4 separate regions of the Mus musculus genome follow, and regions 1, 2 and 4 are each linked to region 3. A link is a loop called in an ENCODE intact Hi-C map of the cell type or tissue named here. Cell type or tissue: left cerebral cortex. All regions are shown on one strand. Region 1 holds the start of Stimate (STIM activating enhancer). Region 2 overlaps Stimate (STIM activating enhancer). Region 3 holds the start of Itih1 (inter-alpha trypsin inhibitor, heavy chain 1). Region 4 holds the start of Mustn1 (musculoskeletal, embryonic nuclear protein 1).

Evidence for each region. Hi-C counts contacts between places; a loop is a spot of excess contacts. Peaks named below come from ENCODE experiments on the same cell type or tissue, not always from the same donor. Only the 100,000 strongest peaks of a DNase experiment are listed, where the experiment ranks them.
Region 1: it touches region 3 in a loop (2.9-fold over the local background); 4 of 42 quality-filtered maps call a loop at or near these places.
Region 2: a loop joins it to region 3, with 5 times the contacts of the local background. A loop is called at or near these places in 17 of 42 quality-filtered maps.
Region 4: it touches region 3 in a loop (5-fold over the local background); 13 of 42 quality-filtered maps call a loop at or near these places.

What each region holds. Positions count from the first base shown.
Region 1 is chr14:30,823,495-30,828,494 of GRCm38, reverse strand. It overlaps Stimate (STIM activating enhancer), which reads right to left and starts at 2,901. Exons shown (of 8, transcript NM_028839.4): 1 at 2,605-2,901. The coding sequence starts at 2,764. In left cerebral cortex, CTCF peaks have their summits at 2,445 and 2,645; a DNase peak (open chromatin) is centred at 2,929; H3K4me3 peaks cover 1,718 bases; H3K27ac peaks cover 597 bases.
Region 2 is chr14:30,864,262-30,869,261 of GRCm38, reverse strand. Stimate (STIM activating enhancer) reads right to left here. Exons shown (of 8, transcript NM_028839.4): 3 at 4,738-4,833; 4 at 2,518-2,639. Among named protein-coding and RNA genes, the nearest start is that of Mustn1, 12 kb to the left of the region's middle. In left cerebral cortex, CTCF peaks have their summits at 2,036 (motif pointing left) and 3,763 (motif pointing right); DNase peaks (open chromatin) are centred at 2,029 and 3,771; H3K27ac peaks cover 2 bases.
Region 3 is chr14:30,942,197-30,947,196 of GRCm38, reverse strand. It overlaps Itih1 (inter-alpha trypsin inhibitor, heavy chain 1), which reads left to right and starts at 3,908. Exons shown (of 22, transcript NM_008406.3): 1 at 3,908-4,038; 2 at 4,283-4,303; 3 at 4,571-4,737. The coding sequence starts at 3,931. In left cerebral cortex, a CTCF peak has its summit at 3,123 (motif pointing right); a DNase peak (open chromatin) is centred at 3,147.
Region 4 is chr14:30,878,619-30,883,618 of GRCm38, reverse strand. Mustn1 (musculoskeletal, embryonic nuclear protein 1) reads right to left here and starts at 4,362. Exons shown (of 3, transcript NM_181390.3): 1 at 4,004-4,362; 2 at 2,870-3,002; 3 at 2,009-2,695. The coding sequence starts at 4,012. The coding sequence ends at 2,589. In left cerebral cortex, a CTCF peak has its summit at 2,078 (motif pointing right); DNase peaks (open chromatin) are centred at 2,093, 3,663 and 4,250; H3K27ac peaks cover 1,097 bases.

The DNA of each region.
Region 1 (5,000 bases), 120 kb after region 3:
CTCAGAGGACACGGTACTGCAAAGGGAAAGACCTCAGAGAGTACAGACAACACTGTTGGTTCAAATTGTCCAGAAGAATGTGCCTGAAGACCATAAAGAGAGGACTGCCAGAGGAAAGTGCTTCCCCCCCCCCCACCCCACTTCTTCAGGAACTTCCAGTTGGGCTCTGGCCCAGAAGGCTGGCCCTTGACTCCAGCAGCTCAGCCAGACATATTTGTGACCAGGAAGACAGAGTCTGACAGCGGCCAGATGTACTTCCCCAGCAAAAATCCAGTCCAAAAGTATAAATTGGCCCCTTAAGAATTCCTCCCTCAGTTGGGTGGAGGTGGTGGCGCACTCGGGAGCCAGGGGCAGGTGAATTTCTGAGTTCGAGGCCAGCCTGGTCTATGGAGTGAGTTCCAAGACAGCTAGGGCTACACAGAGAAACCCTGTCTCAAAAAACCAACAAAACAAAACAAAACAAACAAACAAACAAACAAAAAACACAAGAAAACAAAACCCAAACCCCAAAACCAAAAAAGAATTCCTCCCTCCTCCCTCCTCCTGGCTATTCAAAAGGGAAAAGCCCTATAGTTCTGTTTCAACAGGACCAAGAAATCTAAGCCATATGAAAGGTGCTTCCCAAATGGGCTGCAGCCCAGGAGGCCTCCTGATCTAGTACAAAAGTCCTGCCACCTTGGCTTGCTCTACAGGATAGACCCAGTTGTGGCCATCTCATCTCTTGTACATAACACTACCACTCACTGGCCCAGGGCCTTCTGCCATGATCATGAAGCCCTTCCATATCGAGCCTTCCTCTGCACAGGAATGGACTTTCTCACTTAATATATGCTCGCAGGAAGTCCTTAGCAACCCTGGGATGTGTGCATAAACTCACACTGAAGATTCAGTGAGGAAGTGAGTCCCCGAAGACTTGCAGGGCCAGTACCACCACTCTGAACAAATCTACCCTGACAATTCTCATCGGTGAGCAACTCTGTCCTGACATAATGGCATGTCCCTCTCTGAATCACAAGTGAGCCTGGGAGTCACACAAATCAAATCCATGAGAACAGTCAGCTCCACACTACAAAATCCCAGGTTTTGCATAATAAAAATGAAGCCTATAGTTTCTTGAAAAAAGACAGTGGCTGGAGGAGAGAAGAGTGGGAAGGAGCAGAAGCCCATTCATAGTATCCTGAAAACACAGGCACAAAAGAATCTGCACCTGTCAGCAACCGATTCTGGTTAAGTTGTCACAAACTATCATTTTGAGAACAACTACACATTAGTTTCAGCAGAGAAAATGGCAAAGAAGCAGTGGCAAGTTGGGCACTTCTTGTTCAAAACCAAGCAGCCATAAAGAAATAGTGGTCAGAATCAGGGGCTATCCAGGGTCGCTTGAAGCCTGGGCGAGTTTGCCCAAAGAAACCTCTTGTTATAAATAAGCAAGGATAACCCTACTGCATCTGCATTCAGAGCTGCAGCAGGACACCCCCACCCCCAGTGAAGACTACATCCTGCTGGAACTCCCCATTCTGCCCACAGAGCACAGTTGTGAAAACATGTCAGTTTTGGAATTAATGCCTCTATATAATAGCTTAGTTATAACTCCTCTCTAACACATCACAGGGACACTCTCAGGTCTACGTGCCAAGAGAACTCCATCCTTTAGTGTCTGTGTGTGTGTATGTGCCCATCAGAGAAACAGCACAACCTCCCAACCCAAGGGCAAATATGACCCTTCCTCCAACCCCCATTGGGCAACAAGGGCCATCTGTGACTTCCTTCTTTACTATAAAACTCCCCAAGAAGTGCCTCTGAGACTTTCCCGGAGCCTCTAGCCTCCTCCATCAAGTCAACCAGGAGGGTTGTCAGAGTTTCACGAAAAAAGAGGAAATTTAAAAATGTAAATAACAAACGTGGTTTGGAAGAACAGCAAGCGGAAACTTCAGATACAACTTAATTGGGAAAGCTCAGGACAGAGCTGAACAGGTGAAAAGGGAGGCTGGGATGTGGGTACCGCGGCAGTCAGAGAGGATCTTCCCTGAACAATAGAGGGAGTAGGGCTGGGGGTCGCGCAGCAATGTGGGAGCACCGACTGCACTGCCCTAACACTACAGGTGGGTGTGGGTGAGTCTCCCCACACCCAACAGAGAGGGCAAACACTGGGAGTGAAGGTTCAGAGAGGAGCCCAGCATTAGGCTAGCAGACACTTAAGGGTGTGGGGGTCTAAGAGCCAAGGGGAGGAAGGCTACGAGGAGCCCCTGAGAAGAAGCTATGGGGGGGGGGGGGTAATCTCGGTCCATACCGAAAAGTGAGGTAACCTTAATTTGCGACGGCAAAGTGGGAGGGGACCAGATTTAGGCTGACATCAGACAAGAGACAGGTCTAAGGTGGAGGTGGTGAGGGGCAGGGTCACTCCTGGCCAAAAGCTCTCAGCCCAGGGTCCCGGACTCCCTTCTAGTCTCGAATAACCAGCACCGTCTCGCGGGAGAGGGAGGCACCGCAGCCCAAGGGCCCGGTGCCCAGGCCGGAACTCTAAGGGCAGGAGGGTCCCCGGGGTGGGGCTGGGACTGCGGCGGTCGACGTGGGGACGGGGAGGGGCTGGGGTCCCGGACTCACGCATCAATGTGCTGAAGGCCACGACGCCGAGCAGCCCCTGCAGGAAGATGCCGAAACTGTGCATGAGCGCGCCGCTCTCACAGCGGCCCGCCCCGGACGCGACCGTGGAGGCCGGCCCGCTCGGCAATCCGCGGCTCACGTTCCCTCCCGGGCCTTGCATGGCGGCCTGACGGGAGGGCGCGAGGGGCCGCCGGCCTCGCTGCAGCCCGGGTCGCGCTGCCCAGCCGCGACCCCGGACCTGGAGCTGGGTGCCGGTATCTCAGCCCGCGGCCGCCTCCGCGCCGCGCGTAACCCGACGTCCGAGATCGTAGAGCTTGATTGGTTGAGCCAGGCGTGAGGCGGGCTTCGATTCCCTCCGGGGCGGGGCTCTAGCCAGGGCTAGGGGCGGGGCTGGAGGAGAATCTCTGCAGGTAGGTAGAGCAGGTGAGCCAGACTGTGTAAAAGGAATCCCCAGAGCCCTGTGTTCTAGGTCATGAGAGCAGTGTCAGGGACAGTGATGGAGTCTGTTGCTAAATCCCTTTCCCCTCCAAGGCAAATCTATAAATGCCCTGGACAATTTCCTAAGAATACTCCTACATTCTGCCCTCAGATTCGGTTCACTACTTCGGAAGTGGAGTCCAGAACCTGAGGCAACATTATGCTAAGGCACGGTATTGAGTACAATAGTCTCAGCCGTCTGAGGTCTTCTTCCCACGCCAGGGATTGAGTGTTCTACTTTCATGGTCAAAAGCCAGAGGATTCAACTCACTATTCAAAGCTCCAGGGTGAATCCCTGTTCCCAAACATAATTTGTGGGGGTTTTGTTTTGAAACAGGCACTTTCTTAACCCTGCCTGTCCTCAAACTTAAAACAAGGACCTAGAAACAATGATGGCCTTGAACTCCTGATCTTCACACTCACGCACTCTAAGTGAATTATAGGTAGGTCTGTGACACCAGTCTGTCTGGTTTTGCTACTTTGCTTGAGATTGGTCTTGTTGAATTGTCCAGGCTAATCTGAACCTTTGGACAAAAAAAATGATCTTTCCACCTCAGCCTCCGAGGTAGCTAGGACTGCAGTTAAGTGCCACTACACTTGTCCCCCACCCCCACTTTAAATGGTTACTTCAATCCAGCCACTTTTCGCTTTATAAAAAGGGTGAGTTTAAGTGCAAAGTCAACATGCACAAGTCCTTGCTCTGTTCACTTCTGAGATACAACTACAAATAGAACGGATTTTGTTTTGAGACAGCATCTGGAACTCATTATGTAGCCCAGAATCTGCCCGACTTTCTCTAAAGGCATATGCCACCACACCCAGTCTGGTTTCTTTTCTTTCTTTTTTTTTTTTTTTTTACCTCCAAACCACCGGTGTGCACAGACTCCAATTTAAGTTTGTCTTACTACCCAGACCCCTAGACATCTCTGCTGTCTCTCTAGACACCTCTTGCTGGTGCCCTAGAGCTCTGACTTGTCTGCTGCATGTCAATGGGCATGTGCATGGTACAGGTCTAACCTACATCAAGGTATCTTTTTGGAACAATAAATACTAACTTTAAAGACATTTCCTCAAGAAGTTCTAATTATCAAAGAGGACTAAATGCTTTCCAAAGTTTGTTTGTTTTATTTAACAGGGATATAGACTCTGCAATCCATAGGAAATGCAATTCTGCAGCCTTTCTCTTACCGTCTCCTCGCACACCGGTATGGATACTACTCTCTAGCCCTGTGCCATGAGCTGCTGCCTAGGCGGCAAGCCACCTGTCTGCCCATCTCCACTGCACCTTCACCTTCTGTGTGCTCTGCTCCACCAGCACTTTCAGCTGTATGTATGTTGGTTCAGACAGCTAGGTCTCTCCCCTGGTATGAGCTTTCTAAAGGCAGAGCTAGTGTTGATTCACTCTTGGCACAGATTTGGCACACAGCAAATGTAAATTTACCTGAATTTTAACTTATGTATATTTAATTTATTGAAATGTAAATTTATTTAAAGTTTTTTTTATTGAAAAAGATTGTGAAACTAAATGAACGTATAAGGGAAATGTAAAGTCCCATCATTCCCTTTAAGTCCGAGAAGGACCTTACACACTAAGCACTCAGCAGTTACAGCTCATGTTCAGGGAGAGCCAGAGGATCTGTGTGTTAAAGCAAGAGAGGCCGTGGCTGGGCACAGGGAGATTACTAGTTGAAGACACAGAGTTCATGAAAAAACTGCACACACAGCTGACAAAAGAAGTCTGGGAGAAATACCGCTCTGCACACTCAGGTGTGACACTGCTCTGCACACTCAGGTGTGACATCACTCTGTACACTCAGGTGTTGACACCGCTCTGTACACTCAGGTGTGACACTGCTCTGCACACTCAGGTATGATATCACTCTGTACATTCAGGTGTGACACCGCTCTGCACACTCAGG
Region 2 (5,000 bases), 78 kb after region 3:
TCACTCCATTGCCTAGAACGGAGGCTGTGAGTAACGGAGAAGACAGACATCAGTTTCCTCTTCTTTCTCAGTTTGTACAGTGCAGCTTCCACGGCCTGTTGTTGTTTTATACTAAAATAAAAATGTTGAAAACCACCCACGAGAGATAAAAGTGCCCGTGTCTAGCTGATATACCCTCGCTTTCGGTGTACCAGGCCACAGGTCACTGGAGGCGGACTGAGTGGACATGTGACAGTTTGTTTGATTATTTCTGTTCCCTTGACAGTCTTTCAAATGCTCCCTGAAGTTCTGTCTAGAGGACAAATACGGTCAGTAAGCATGCCAGTGTGCCCTGTTTTCTACTGTATGTAGTGGGCAACCTCAGGGACATGGTTTGTTCCGGTAAATTATTCTCGCAGGCTGTTATGGGAATAGGGGCCAAAAGGAAGGAACACGTGTGTGCTGAGAAGCCTCTGGAAGGGAGCACGTGGATGAGCCGGCAGGAAAGCCTATGATATACTGTGCCACTGAACACTATCCTGTCTTCAGGGCAAGAGAAACTTGGTCATCAGACTACAGATCTCACCTGTGACTCAAAAACCGTTCACCCCTCAAACCAAACAACAGTGCTTATGTTTCAAGTCCCATGACTTCTCCTAGGAACCCAACATGCTATCTTGAGAGCAACCCCTTCTTCTTTATTTCCCTGAGAGCTGTGAGGCCTACATGGAGTTCCTAGTGTAGAAGGCAGAATAATGGTCCTGCAAAGATGTCCACATCCCAATCTCTGGAACCCATGCTATGTACTGTGACCCAGGCAAGGGGAATTCTGGCTGTTAATGGAATTAGGGTTTCTATTCAGACTTTAAATGGAGCATCTGGAGTGTCCAGACGCACTCAGGGTAAGCACAGGGCCACTTCAAGGTGGAAGGTCAGAATGTTATACCTTGAGAACTTGGCTGCTGGCTTTGAAGGCAGAGGGAGAGAATCATAAGCCAGGGACCCAGACAGAACTAGAGGCTGGACAAGGCAACCGAACAACATCTGCATCACTTCTAGAATGACGCAGCCCTAATGCTGCCTTCGTGTTTACCCAATAGAACTGCGTTGGACTTTTGAAGGGACCACAGATAAATCCATTTGGGTTGTCTTAAGTCACTAAGCTTGTGTTGATTTCTTACAGCAGTGCAGAACAACAACCAACAACTACGATGCCGCAGGCAGCAGGGAGACAGTCCAGGGAATGAGGACTTGGGGTGGCCCTTGACAAAGGGATGTTTTCTCTGGAGACACTTGAGGACTCTGGTTCCCAACACCAGTGACTAGTTTAAGGGGTTGGGCCAAGAGGACAGGGCTCACACAAAGCTACTGCCTTTTTCCCTTCTTTCCATCCTTGGGGAGGAGGCAGATAAAACTTGCTTGAGAACTGGTGGTGTAGGGGACCAGACCGGACCCCTGTTCTCAGTCAACCGATACAGTGTCAGCTACTGTGTATCTGACAGCTCTGCCTTCCACACAGGGATCTCTATAGCTGAGGTGCAGGTAAGCAGTGCTGGTGGAGGTCCTGGAAGTTTTTAGGACCCCTGATGCAGAGGACACAGAGCTCACAAACATGTCCTGACCAGGTACGTCACTTAACTCCTAGTTGCCTGTTTTATAAATGAGAATGATGTCAGACTGGTCCACATGTGCTGTGGCCATTTCTGTCCCGCAAGCTGAGAACTCTATGGGTTTGGACATCTTAGAAGCCTCCTTCCCTTGAGTCCTGAGGCACATGCTATGTTGGGCCCTATCTTAAGTCACTGACTCACTGGCATCAAGTAACAGGCTAAGAAAAGCCCTCCCCTGAACTCATACTCCCTCACTGAAGACAAACAATTACTTAAGATTTCTAGAAATACCCAAGGCACTCCCCAGCCAGCTCCAGCAATCATGTGCCCTTTTAAACTGTCATTCTCTCAGAGGTCTTCAACCACCTAGAAGACAGTAGGTCTCTGGGCCCAGAGCCATGGCATGGAAGGAGTGTGGATCCAGATTGTACACACTTGTCCTGGCGCCCTCTTGTGGTGAGCTCCTAACACTGCTCCTTACGAGTAGCTCCTCACCAGGATCTCCTCACTAGGCAAACGTTCTAGCAGAGTAATCGGGTGACAGGACAATCGCAGGATGGTAGTGGAAAGAGGGACAGGCTTTCACCTCACTGTGGACAGCCTTCCCAAACAACAGCTGCTCCCATCTATCTGATGTGGTGGGCAGGGGACATGAACTCTTTGGGAAGCTCAGCAGGACGAGGTGGCCCTGCAGTCCTGCATGTGGGACCAAGTGCCTCTGGGGGAAGGGCTGTCTCCTGGCTTCTGCAATTCTTTTCCCCCACAATGGAGATCTTGGCAGTGAAATACTTGCTCCCAGCTCCTAGGAAAGTGAGTCTCAAGCCCTAAAGTGAACTTCTCTGTGTCCACACAAGAAGACAGTGAACAGCCCAAATCCTCCTGACTTCAGAGTCCCCAGCAGGCCCTACCCAGTGTCCCTGGACATTACCATATTCTCCAAAACGCAGGGATTCCCACTGCTGCCACTCCACCAAGACACCGACGGCGCGTACGCCCACATAAATGAGCAGCATGCCTACAGTGGCGTCCAGAAGAAAGTTGATGAGGTACCTAGAAAGAGAGGCCATACCAGCATGGTCAGGGAATAAAGCCACTAAGCTGTGGCCTCACTGTGGCACTTACCAGGGTCCCAGATGAAGGCTAACAGACCCAGCCTATGTTTGGCTTTACTGAGGGAGAGTAGTACTCCAACATGCAAGAGACTACAGAATGGTGGCTTCCATTTCCAGGAGTCTGAAAAGGTGCTAATATCAAAAACTTGAAGAACAGGAAAGAGAAGGACAAAGAAGCTTTATAAACTTCAAGTGTATGTGCCAAGGCCAAGATTCAGCAGAAGACAGCACACCTGGAAGTAGCTAAGGGAACCGAGGAGAACAAACCCCCATCGACAACAATAAGTCCATCGAGTGGTTCTGTTCATCCCGGTGTTTCCAGGCCAGGGAGGTGGTGTAACTGTGCCACTTTCCTAGGGCATTCAAGGAAAATGGTTTCTGAGACTTCTTAGGCAAATCAGGCAGGGTCGCACAGCTGCATGTTCAGCCCTGTCTGTAACCACGTGTGCAAACAGTATTTTTATTTTTTTATTTTTAGTGATGGAACCTAGCACTGTGTGTATGTGTGTGCGCGCGCTAGGCAAATGTTCTATCAGAGCTATAGTCCCAGATGTGACTTTTATACTTCAATGAGAGAGTTCTGCTGCCCCAAGAAAAGGCCAGAGGATTGGAGAAGGGAACATGGGGAGGCATGCCAATAGTGACCATTCTTATAAGGTTGGCTTCCACTTTCCTGAGATATAACCTTGTTTTCACCAAGGTAAAGCCCCTTGTTTACCTAGCCTCCTTCTGCGTAGATCCAGCTGAGCACCACTGGACACAGGCTCCAGTTACTGAGGCAGACTAAGATGAAAGTGAGGCCATGGAGCAGATAATGACCCTGTGATACTAAAGGGCTTTGAACTCCCTGTGGATAAGCTCAAGGACCGTGCAAGACTTGGCTTCAAGGAGCTTCCAAGTTGCTAAGGCTGAGACACTTTATGTAGACCAGCAGACCTCTGCCCCCGTCTGGGCTTTGTGATGTGCATAATACTGCAACACGGGGCCAGCATACTGTGCTTGGTCCCCAGAACCCAGAGCACTGAGAGGGAGGCAGGCAGCTTGCTCTTCCTCCTTAAAGACACAAGGGGTCACTCTCAGACCAGAATCAGAAAGAATAGTCCCAGCTTCCAAAGCAGTTTCCATTCTGGCAGGAGGGTCCTGCTCTGACACTATCTCTAATTGGTGTAGAAGGATATTCACACCTGCAGGTTCACATCTGAGATGAAGCCTGAAAGATAACAAGGACAATGGGTATATCCAGTCTTGCATTCACTTATATACTTGTCAAATACTTCCTGAGCCTACTGTGTGCTGCCCTTGGAAGCCAAGACCAAATTTGACTCTGCATTTAACACAGAGGATTCATTTAGGCATTAGAGCATCATGGGGGTACTGATGTGTACAGAGTACACAGACTGGTCTATGTCCAGCTTCACCATGTCTGCACTGTGTGAACTTTAGGTACTATAGCCTTCTGGTACCTCCCACTTGAAGTTGGAAAAGGGAAGTAAGAGTTGGAATTGGAGTGAAACCTCTGCCACTCTGTCTGCTAGGGGAATGACTATTCCTCCTCCAGTAAGATGTAAAGTGTTTTAGGGCATGGATAAGGTAGCAGACACATTGCTCTGCACCTCATGTGGAAGGCAGTCCACACTGACAGATGGATGCTCTGTGTGTCAGAGAGGCCAGTGATGCCCAACGATAACTTTGAACATCTCATAGCACAGGAAACACCCGTGTGCTCTGCATCTAGCACACAGCCGTTCTTGAGTGTTATCCTTTCCTGATGAGGGGCTGCTGTGAACTTGGGCACTAGAAAGACAAAGGACTGAACTTAGACTGATGAACAGAAAGCCAACACACAAGGTAACTGTCAAAGTCCTGAGAACCAACCAAAAGTGGAGTGTACAAACTCATGAAGGCACATACAGGATGAAACTAGAGAGAGGAGAAAGGATGGGTACCTCCCCCAAGCTAGAGAGCTGTGCTGGCAAGGGAAGAGAAGGCCAGTCCATATCTTCAATGGAGGTTAAGTTCAAATACAAGCCACTCACAGTGAACAAGGGTCCTCTTCAGTGAGATCTGCTAGGTACACATTTGCAAAGTGGATGAAGAGCATCCCTATGGCTTGTTTGGAAGTGTCTAAAAACCTGCATAAAACAGAACCAGCAAGTGTTACCAACCGGACAGGAGAGCAGCAACCACCTTAGGGAAAACAGACCAAGTCTGTGGCCAAGCCTCATAACCATCCCTACACCCAGAGGCCAGGAGACACCAAAGGATACCACGCAAAACACACAGAGGGCCTAGACCTAGG
Region 3 (5,000 bases):
ACTTTTAGTACCACAGATATATTGTCTGTCTGTTCACATGTTGTGACTTTTTGGAGGGCTACAATCCATTGTGGTAATCTAGGGTTTAGGGTAGGCGATGTTTTGTTTTCTTTTGATTCTCTTTAAGACTCAATAGTTGCACCATCTGAGACAACATCTATTTTACTTCTCCCTAAAAAGACAACTTTTTGTTGTTGCTAGTTTTTGAGACAGGGTTTCTCTGGGTAGCCCTGACTGTCCTGGAACTCACTTTGTTGACCAGGCTGGCCACAAACTCAAAAGTCCGCCTGCCTCTGCCTCCTGAGTGCTGGGATTAAAGTCGTGTGCCTCCACTGCCTGGTTCCTAAAAGGACATCTTTGTCCTTTGGGAAATCTTCCCCATTATCCCTTTCTAGAATGTTCCAGATTCTCCTACTGTCCTGTCCACACTGGTTTTCCTTTTGAGTACTTCTGCTTTCTACTGGTTTGATGTCTCCCAGGGTTTGGTGCTGTTTGTATCTGTGCTTTAAAATGGACAGACAGAAGGACGAACAGACGGATGGGCAGGCAACAGACAGGCAGGCAGACATCCATATGCTATGTGGATGGTGAACAGCTGTTTACAGAAGTCTCACACAGCCAGCCCCATAGGGACCATGGATGAGGTGAAGAAGAAGAGCGGGGAACGAGGATGGAACAGTGTGGAGCATGGTGAATTTTTTTTTAACATCCTTTTCACATCTTTGTTTTTTCTTTGTTTTTGTTTGTTTGTTTGTTTTTTAGCACTACTCTGGATTAGACCCAGGGCTTCTCAGCTGCCCAGCAAGCAGTCTGCCACTGAGCTGCACTCCCAGCTGTATGAGTGACTTTTGCTGCCATCACTAAATATCTGCCGAGAATCCACTTAAGGGCCTTTGGCTCACAGCCTGAGGGTTCAGTCCATCATGGTGCAGAGCGCACAGCATCAGGAATGGGAGGCAGCCATCTTCCCAGGCCCTCAAGCTTAATCCTTAGCAACCTCATCTGCTTCCTGTCTATCTCCTCTTCCCATAGCCACGATTGGGCCAATCGCACTCTTCATCCTAAACATGGGGTTTGGAACAGTAGCTGACTCCTGGGGGAAGTTGAGAACAGCAATGGAATGGGGCATACAAGATGCTCACACTGGTCATTTTCCCCTCTCCTTGTCCTTTTCTGTCACCTGCCACCCCTGGAGCCAAATCAGCATGCTCCTCGTTTCCTTCTGTGAACCGGATTTGGCATGACTCATCTCTCTCAACAGCCAAGAATCTGCTTGTGTTCCTTGCTGTCCCAAGCTTCCATGGACCCTTGATCCTCAACTGATCCTCTTGCCTCAGTAGCTGGGACTGCAAATGTATACCACAGTAACTAGCTCTCAGCATTCCAGTCTTGGGCACCTCGGTGTTTTCCATCCCACAAGCTAAGGGTCTACAGATACTCCGTCTTAGTTTTTTTGAACTGTCAACTTGACAAAGCTTAGAACCACCTGAGTCTCAGTTGAGGGATTGCCCAGAGCAGATTGACATGTGGTAGTGTCTGCAGGGGGTTGTCTTGATCGTTAATTGATGTAGGAGGGCCCAGCCCACTGTGAGCAGCACCATACCTTATGCAGGTAATCTTCAGCTAGCTAAGCATGGGTCCATGAGTGAGCCACCAGGTAGCATTCTTCCATGGTTTCTGTTTCACGTTCCTGCTTGGAGTTTCTTCCCTGGCTTTCCTCGATGACGCCTTGTAACCTACCAGCTGAAAACAAGCCCTCCTATCCTCTAGTGTTTGTAACAGCAACAAACTGAAACTAGAACCCACTGGTTCCATCCAGTTGATCCTGATCACTTGCCAAAGTTCCTTCTCTCCCAATGTTCACTTTCCCAAGTGTCACACTTCCCCAGACACCTTCTGATTCCCACGGAGATGAGTTCCCAGGGTCTACAGATCTTTAGGCATCCCCAGCCTCCAGACAGTCCCTAGGATTCACTGTTCCACTGGTTTGTCTCCCTTCCCGATCATATCAGGGCAACTAAGTTCCATCATCCTTGCACCCCAGCTCCTACCATTGTGCCCAGCCCACCAGGCTCTTTTTGTGCTGCTAAAGAACAAAACAGACCCTCAAATGTACAGAAGCATGCTGACCTGTCTAATCTTCCACAAAGGCAGAAAACAGGTCAGAAGGTCACCCTGCCCCAAGGCCAAAACCCTTTTCCCAGAAGCTGCCTCTGGGAGACAAAGTCCAGGATAAGCAAACAGCTCTTCTGCAAGGTCCCCTTCATCTCACCAGGGTCACATCCCAACCCAGGTCATAGAGTGACCTAACCAAATGACTGCAGCTGTCCAGTGGATTGTCGGGGACAGGGTTTGCACATAAAAGCTGAGCCACTTGTTGGGCAAGCCAGGCCTCTGAGGACTCTCCCCTCTGGGGTCTCCACTCTGTTTTCCCGGCTTTGTGTCTCAGGGCATATGCCTACCTCTCTACATGATGGGCGCTGGAGCCTGAGACCTCAGTTCAAGTGTGGCTGTCCCAGAGACACATGACTAGACCTTAGACAGTAAAGAACAACTGCTCGAGGCTTCCAGAGGCCTTGATTCTAAGAAGGTGCTGCCATTGGTGTCTTCCATGGTGACAGCATGCTGGCCTGGTGGGAGCAGGACAAAGCTGACTTCTGTTTTTCTTTCCAAATCCAGCAAGAAGGTCAGCGAGATGATGCAATACGCCCGGAGCATGGGTCACCGCTGTGCTTCCCCCAAGCCTCCCGAATCATCAGAACCAAATGTGTCACTGGGTGTCATAACACCCAGTCACATCTGTGGCCAAAGCATGACTGGAAAGTTTGTTGAAGAATTCTGGACGAAAAGCTTCATTAAGCTTAGAAATTCTATTGTATCGCCTCTGTCCTCTTGCCAAAAGTTAACTGTATATGAGACTGGTGCTGCCTGGTACTTGAGACAGGAAAGGAAGCATTTGAGGGCTCCACAAGCCTTCTTGACGGAGTGCAGATAAATACACAAGGGCAATCTGGAGTCTGGCAGGGACTTTCCACAGCCCTGAGCTGCCTGTTTACAAGAAGAAAGTAGTAACTGCCATGGTTTTAAAAGTTATTTTTCCTACATGTGGGCCTATGCAGTACCCACAGAAACCAGAAGGGGGTGGCGGTTCCCAACACAGGGGCTGACAATTAAACTTGAGTCCCCTGGAAAGGCAGCAAGACCTCTCCGCTGTTGATCCAGCTCAGCACCCTTCCTCACCCATGTTTAAAGACAAGATCTCATATAGCCCAACTGGTTTCCCAATGTAGCTGAGGCTTGTCTTGAACTCATCCTCCTGACCCCACCTCCCTAGTGTTAGGATTGTAGGTGTGTGCCACCAAGCCTAGCTGCCATGAACACTTTTTGTTGCTTTCTCTCTCTGTGTGTCTGTCTCTCCAACCATCTCTCTCTGTATGTGTGTCTGCCTGTCTTTCTGTCTCTGTCTCTCTGTCTCTCTGTCTCTCCATCTCTCCGTCTCTCTCTCTCTCTGTCTCTCGGTCTCTGTGTGTGTGTGTGTGTGTTTGTAAGTACATTCATGCCACAACCCATAGGTGGAGGTCAGAGGATAACTTGAGGGAGTTAGTTCCAAACTCAGGTAGTCAGGCTTTATGGTAAATTTCTTTACCTGCTGAGCCATCACCCAGGATCTGCAAACTTTTTCTTCAACTTCACTTAACATGTTGAGATATATATATACATATTCCCCTAGGAATTAAATCCAGAGCTTAGTGCATGGCACCTACCAACAACGGTAGACAAACCATCTACCAGTGAGCTACGTCCCAGCTCATTGATTCCCTAAACCCTGCTATTTGCCTCCGCTGTGTCTAATGTTTAAACTGTGTTTGTCCAGCACAGTATTAACTAACAGTCTGAGGGAAGTGACGGGGAATTGAGAGCCTGGAGATCATGGAGGGTGCCACAGGGCTCCGGGTGCTGCTGTGCTTGCTGCCGCTCCTCACTCTGCAGGCCAGGCCTGCTTTGGGCTTGGCAACAGGCAGACCCAGGGGCAGTGAGGTATGTGAGTAAGCCCTTAGCATAGATAGGCAGTTGTCCCTGCACTGGGCCCCGGGGCTGCAGCTCCTGCATCAGGGACATGAGCCTCCCTCACCCACTGATCATTTCTTCTTGAAGAGGAAGCCTCCCAGCGGCAGGAGGGAGGTGGAGGAGGAGAGCACACAGACCCCATTCCCACCCTTAATAAATGGATCAGGGTCCCTGAGCGTCCCCACTCACACTTAGTGGTGGTTTTGTTTTGCAGAAGCGACACGCTGTGGACACTGTAAGTTATTTGGCCAAGGGGTCCAAGATGGGGCCCTTACTACAGGTTTGCTTTTTCCCATCCCTGTATGCCTCTGTCAGTGCAACAGGCAGGGGGCTCCCATCACTTGAAATGTGACCTCATGTCTCCAGCAAAGAAAGAGGGTCTTCTTGGGAGGTCTGGTGTATTCTTTGGGAATCTGGGCACTTTGCTCTAGAGTGGGTAGAGTCCATTATTATTATTATTATTATTATTATTATTATTAATTATTATTAGTATTATCTTCAGTCAGTCAATGGTGTGTCCATCAAGAGCTTGAAAGTCAATTGCAAAGTCACCTCTCGCTTTGCCCACTACGTCATCACCAGCCAAGTGGTCAACAATGCTGATAAAGCCAGGGAAGTGGCTTTTGATGTGGAAATCCCCAAGACAGCCTTCATCAGTGACTTTGCCATGTGCGTGCGTGCCCTGTCTAACTCTTACACTCTACTCCACTTGTGTCCACTCACCTGTTCAGCCTGAGTTCAGAGTAGTGAGATCTCACTTGGGTCATGGCCAGCCCCAGCTTAGAGGGGTAGGAGGAAAGAGGTCCATTAGAGGTCTCACCTCCCACCTTACACAGAAAATCAGAGCCTCTGACTGCTTGTTTTCAAAGCTTTTGACTTGGGGAGCAAATCCAGTGAGTGATGTGGCCTCTGTGACTATGGTTATCTACTGA
Region 4 (5,000 bases), 64 kb after region 3:
CTCAGAAATCCACCTGCCTCTGCCTCCCAAGTGCTGGAATCAAAGGTGTGCGCCACCACTGCCCGGCTTTGTTTTTTAATTTAACTTTTTGTTGATTCTTTGTGAATTTCACATCACCCACCCCAATCCCACTCATCTCCCCACTACCTTTTGCCCTTGAAACCTCCAGCCCAAAGTGGGTAAATCTTGTTGTCAAAGCTGTAATGTGTGACTGTGTCCCACAGTATACTCTTTTGTTTATACTTTTTTACTTGGAGATGTTCACTGAAATGAGTCATTGGTCCCGTTGGAGGCTTCTGGCTCCTGCTATGCTATAAATACTGAATCCCCTGAGAGGGACTCCTCTTGGAAATTCTGTTGTGGCTCTGTGTCTTGGAGACCCTGCATCTTTATCTGTAGGACCAGCCCCTTCACACGCTCCGGCAGTTCATGGATGGGGGAGATGCTGGCATGGGCCAACTCAAAGCCCTAGATCTGGGCTTGGGTGGTAGCTGAGCTGGTCCACCCTCCATCTCTCCTGTACCCACAGCACAAGGCGAGTTCTCCAGCACTGCCCGGGCTAGCTCACCTAATGCCACAGCCAGCAAGGACAGTCAGCTCTCCTGGTCTCATGCTCTCCAGCAGAGCCAGCTCTCTTGCGGTGTGCAGGCAAGGGGCAGGGCCTGTTCTCCCAAATGCTGCAGTAGATGAGGCACAAGGCTAGTTCTCTAGCTCCCATGACCTTGGGGCCAACTCTCCCGCCTGCCATAGGTGGGAAGGGTCAAAGGGTGGCATCTTCCCCTTGCCCATGCCACCACATGTCAGACAAGTGGCAGGGCTCCCATGCTCACACCCTCTGGGCTTGCTCACCTGCGACCCACCCCCACTCCAGGGTCAGCTGTACTGCAGTGCTCAGGAGAGGTGCAGGGGTCTGATCTCTGGAGTGTTGTAGCTAGTGAGGGCAGAGCCAGCTCTCCCTCTCTCATGAGTCCAGAGCCATTTCTCCTGCCTGCTGTAACTTTCAAAGGATGAGGTAGAGGTGGGGGACACCTTACCCTCACCCACTAAGTACTTTTTTTTTTTTAAAATAATAGACACTGTAATAAAGCAAACAAATATTGAATACTTGATGCAGCTGGAGTTGGTGTCCTCTGGTGGCCCTGGAAAGTCCACTCCTGAGTCTACGGACCCAGAAGTGTGGCCAGCTACTGGTGTGTTGTCTTCATTGGTGTGGTTTACCTCAAGGCTGGTGGCATCTGTCCCTAGGACAGGGCGTTGGAAACTTTGAGGAAATTTCTGTTGCTTCTATGAAAACCCTGCCTTCCCTTGCAAGGCTATGGTCAGAGGCCACACTCCTGTGTGTCCGTTCACCCTCCAGGCTCTGGATGGGAGTGGGGTTGGACAGTACACAGTTCTGCTGGGAAGGACATTATTAAGAGGTCCAGTGAGCAAGTGCTGGCTCTGTCCCCACAAGACGTCTGCTCCTCTGGGACCCAGAGGATAGGCCCAGCCTGGAGCCAGAGCTACCTGCCCAGGGGTCACAGGAGCTTCTCAGGAGGAGTCATCCATGAGCCAGGCCCTGTAGGTCTGCTCTCAGGAGCCATTATTGGCCTGCCTGTGTTCTTGCCATTCTAACTGGGCAAGCTTTTAGCTTCCTCAACCTGACACAGCAGACATAGGACACAGGTCTGAGGAGACAGATGGCACACAGCTAGGAACCTGGTGTTCTCATACCCCGGCCACCATGCTGGGGGGCGGGACATGGTTGCTGAGGAGTCTTGGAAACTCACGGCCACTGGCCAGAGGAACCACACCTAGTTTGGGCTTTGAGATGGAGACATACAGTCCAGAGACACCATGGGCAAAGGAGTAAGGATAATGGGCTTGGAGGACCCTGGAAACACTGCAGCACCTTCTGAGGCAGGCAGAGGGAGCTCGGCCTCCAACAAGGTCTCTCTGTTACTGAAACCTGCTTTATGCCATAGACATTAACTCAACTCTCCTGCTGTGCATGATGGGAAACCGAAGGTTACTTTTCCATTTCATTTTTATTTTAGGTACGTGAGTATTTTGACTACAGGCATACCACACGTAATGCAATGCCCGCAGGGGCCAGAAGAGGGTGGCAGAGTTCAATGGTTATGAGCTACCATGAGGATATTTGGGAACTGAACCAGAGTCCTCTAAAGAAATGGCAAGTACTTTTAGCTATGGCACCATCTTCCCAGCCTAAAACAGAGATTTAGGAAGAACTGTCTCCTACACGCATCAGAAAGTCCGCACCAGGACTCCACGGCTAAGGCTCTGCCTGGAACACCTCAGTGGTTCTGAGAGCACACACATTATTCCCTGTCCCACCTCAGAGTCCAGGAAGGGCACCAGATATGCTATGTCCCCACACTTCCCTCTCTTCTGCAGGTAGCGGCCATGGCAACGTCCCAAGGTTGGGGACATTGGGCATACTCTTTATTGGTGTTTCCAAGGGCTAGGGTTGTGGGAGTCATGATGGTTCAAGAGACAGCAGAGGAAAGGCATCTTCCAGCATTACAAAAAAAAAAAAGTTCGTGGGGAGGCTCCTGTGTCCGGGTGGATGGTGCAATGTGCATGTCTCAGCCAAACACGCTCTTGGCTGGTCCCTCTTTGGGCTTCTCAAAGACTGTCTCGGTGCCTGTGCGGTTGCGGCTGAATACAGATGGGGCAGCTGAGCCGGCTTGCTCTGGAGGCAAGAGATGGAGGAGGTGACATCAGGGACCTAAACTGGTCTTCTCAGAGGCAGGGCTCCCTATGCTGTGTGCAGCCCCTCCTATGCCCAGAGACCCTCAACACCTCTTAGCTACCACCGGGGGATGCTTGTGTCTCCAATTCTACCACATGCCCGGGGGACACTCACCGTAGTCCCGCATGACCTGGTATGTCTTAGACTTGATGTCCTGGTTCTTGGCCAGGGTCCCTCGGGCCCCCTTCAGGTCTTCTTCCTTCACAGGGGGCCGCTTCTTCTTGATGGGGCCTTCAGGAGTGCCAGCCTTGGAAAAGTCGAGAGCCTTACAATTCAATGCCTTGAGATGAAGACCCCCCAACTTTGGCGGGGGCTCCTCCTTCCCAGGCTTCCGAATTAAGCCGATTCAAAGCTCACTCCTCTCCCAACTGCAAGTTCCCCGCCACCTCCCTGCCTTCTTAGCCTGACTTGGACATCTGACCTTTCCCCACAGACAGGGAGGGAACTCCTGGGGGTGGTGACCACTGCATCCTCACACTGGCCTGTTTGTCAGGCCGAGTTCAGGACTGGACACAAGGGCGGAGAGCAAAAAGATGAACTCTAAGACTGAGGAGCCCTTGGTAATCTCAGGAATTCTAAGATCTGTTCACAGAGGTGGTGAAGTCCGTAAGACTGCCCCTCCCCCCTTTCCCTAAAACAAAACCACTGATGTTTACTGTGTTTGGGGAGGGATCGGGGTAGACAGCCATGGAGAAAGGAGCAAGGATGACCTTGTTGTTCTTGCCCAGTAGAGCCGGGAAAGCCAGATTTAGTGCTCACCCTTCTCTACCACCCGGGCGGGCGCCTGTGAGGCTGACACCTGATTCCTTCTTAAGCCCTGCAGGCAGGTGCAAGGATTCCCTCACTCAGCCTGGGCTGAGCTCCCAGGGAAACGCAGGCCTGCAGACACACCCTCACAGGGAGACAGACAGATCTATAGGTACAGTCTCCGCCCCTCATCCTTCCTCCAGATTACAAATGTGTACACATCAGGACACACTAAGCCAGCAAGGCTAGCTCCCTCATCTCCATACAAAGGCGCACAGTTCTATATAGGCACTCCCCACCTCCAACCCCTCACACGCCTGAAGTGTCAAGGCCTTTCACCAGAGCCTGGTGAGACCCAGGGTGTCCAGAGGCCAGCCTGGAAGGGCCACGGTGCTTCTGTTTAGCTTTGGCTTTTACTTCAGAGCAGGCACTACTACTTAGTGTCCAGCCTTGCCCTCGCAACTTCCTTGGCACCAACTAGTCCCTTCTGGGCCTCCTTACCTCGGACATGTTGGATGCCAAGCAAGCTCGCTGTTGGTAGCTCTCTGGCAGGCAGTAGCCACAGGAAAGGATCTGCGTGAGGCCCAACCCTTGGGAACTTATATAGTCTGCTTGTGCGTCCTGGGTAGTCACTCCCCTCCTTTGGAAGCTCTCAGATGATTCAGATCCACGCAGCGACTAGCTGGAGTTTATTCTTGGCGATGATGGGCAGCTGCCCTGGTGAGAGGAGATGGCCGCGGGGACCCCGCATCTCTGGGGACAGCTGCTTACTCGACGGTGGGAGGTGTTGGCACTGTTGTTCACAGACTGTGTTTATGAATGTGAACCCTGGAATGTGTGAGACAGCCTGCCCAGGCTGACTGCAAGAACCCATCCCAGTGGCAGGGGTGGGAGGGGAAGTCTCTGAGGAGAGGGAGGGCCCTGAACAAGGGTGGATGCTCTGAGTTTGTTTAGCTTTCTCTTCTACTCCTGGATTCCACTGGAAATAGATTTTCCATCCCAGCACATTAGCAGGGGAGAAACTTCCTTTCTGTTGCTTGGAAACACTTCCTCATGGTGAGCACAGCCAACTCAGAGTGAGTAGCCAGGAAGGCCGAGACCCTGTGGAGCTGCCATATCACAGTCTTGTTGGTGTCCTGGTCCTCTAGCCAGCCCTGGGACAAGTTTAATAAAGAGACAAAGCAAGGTACAGTATAGGCCCGGAGGAGACCATGCTTGCTAGTAAAGGCCTATAGAGGGCTTCTGTCTAAGATGGACACTTGGAAGCTGGCTGGCAGGACTTTAGAGGGCTGGGGTGAATGCCACTTCAGCTATTAAGCTGTAGTAAAGAGTAGAGCTCCCTTGGAAAATCATTTAGCACCCACCACTAACTTCATCTTTGCATGGAAAGATCACTGGTGGCAATGCAGGGACCCTAAGCCTGAGGTGGGCTGTGGTAGATGTGGGTTGGAGGTTTGTCTTAGACTTCTCTCCACTCCCTCCCGTCTACAATGGACAT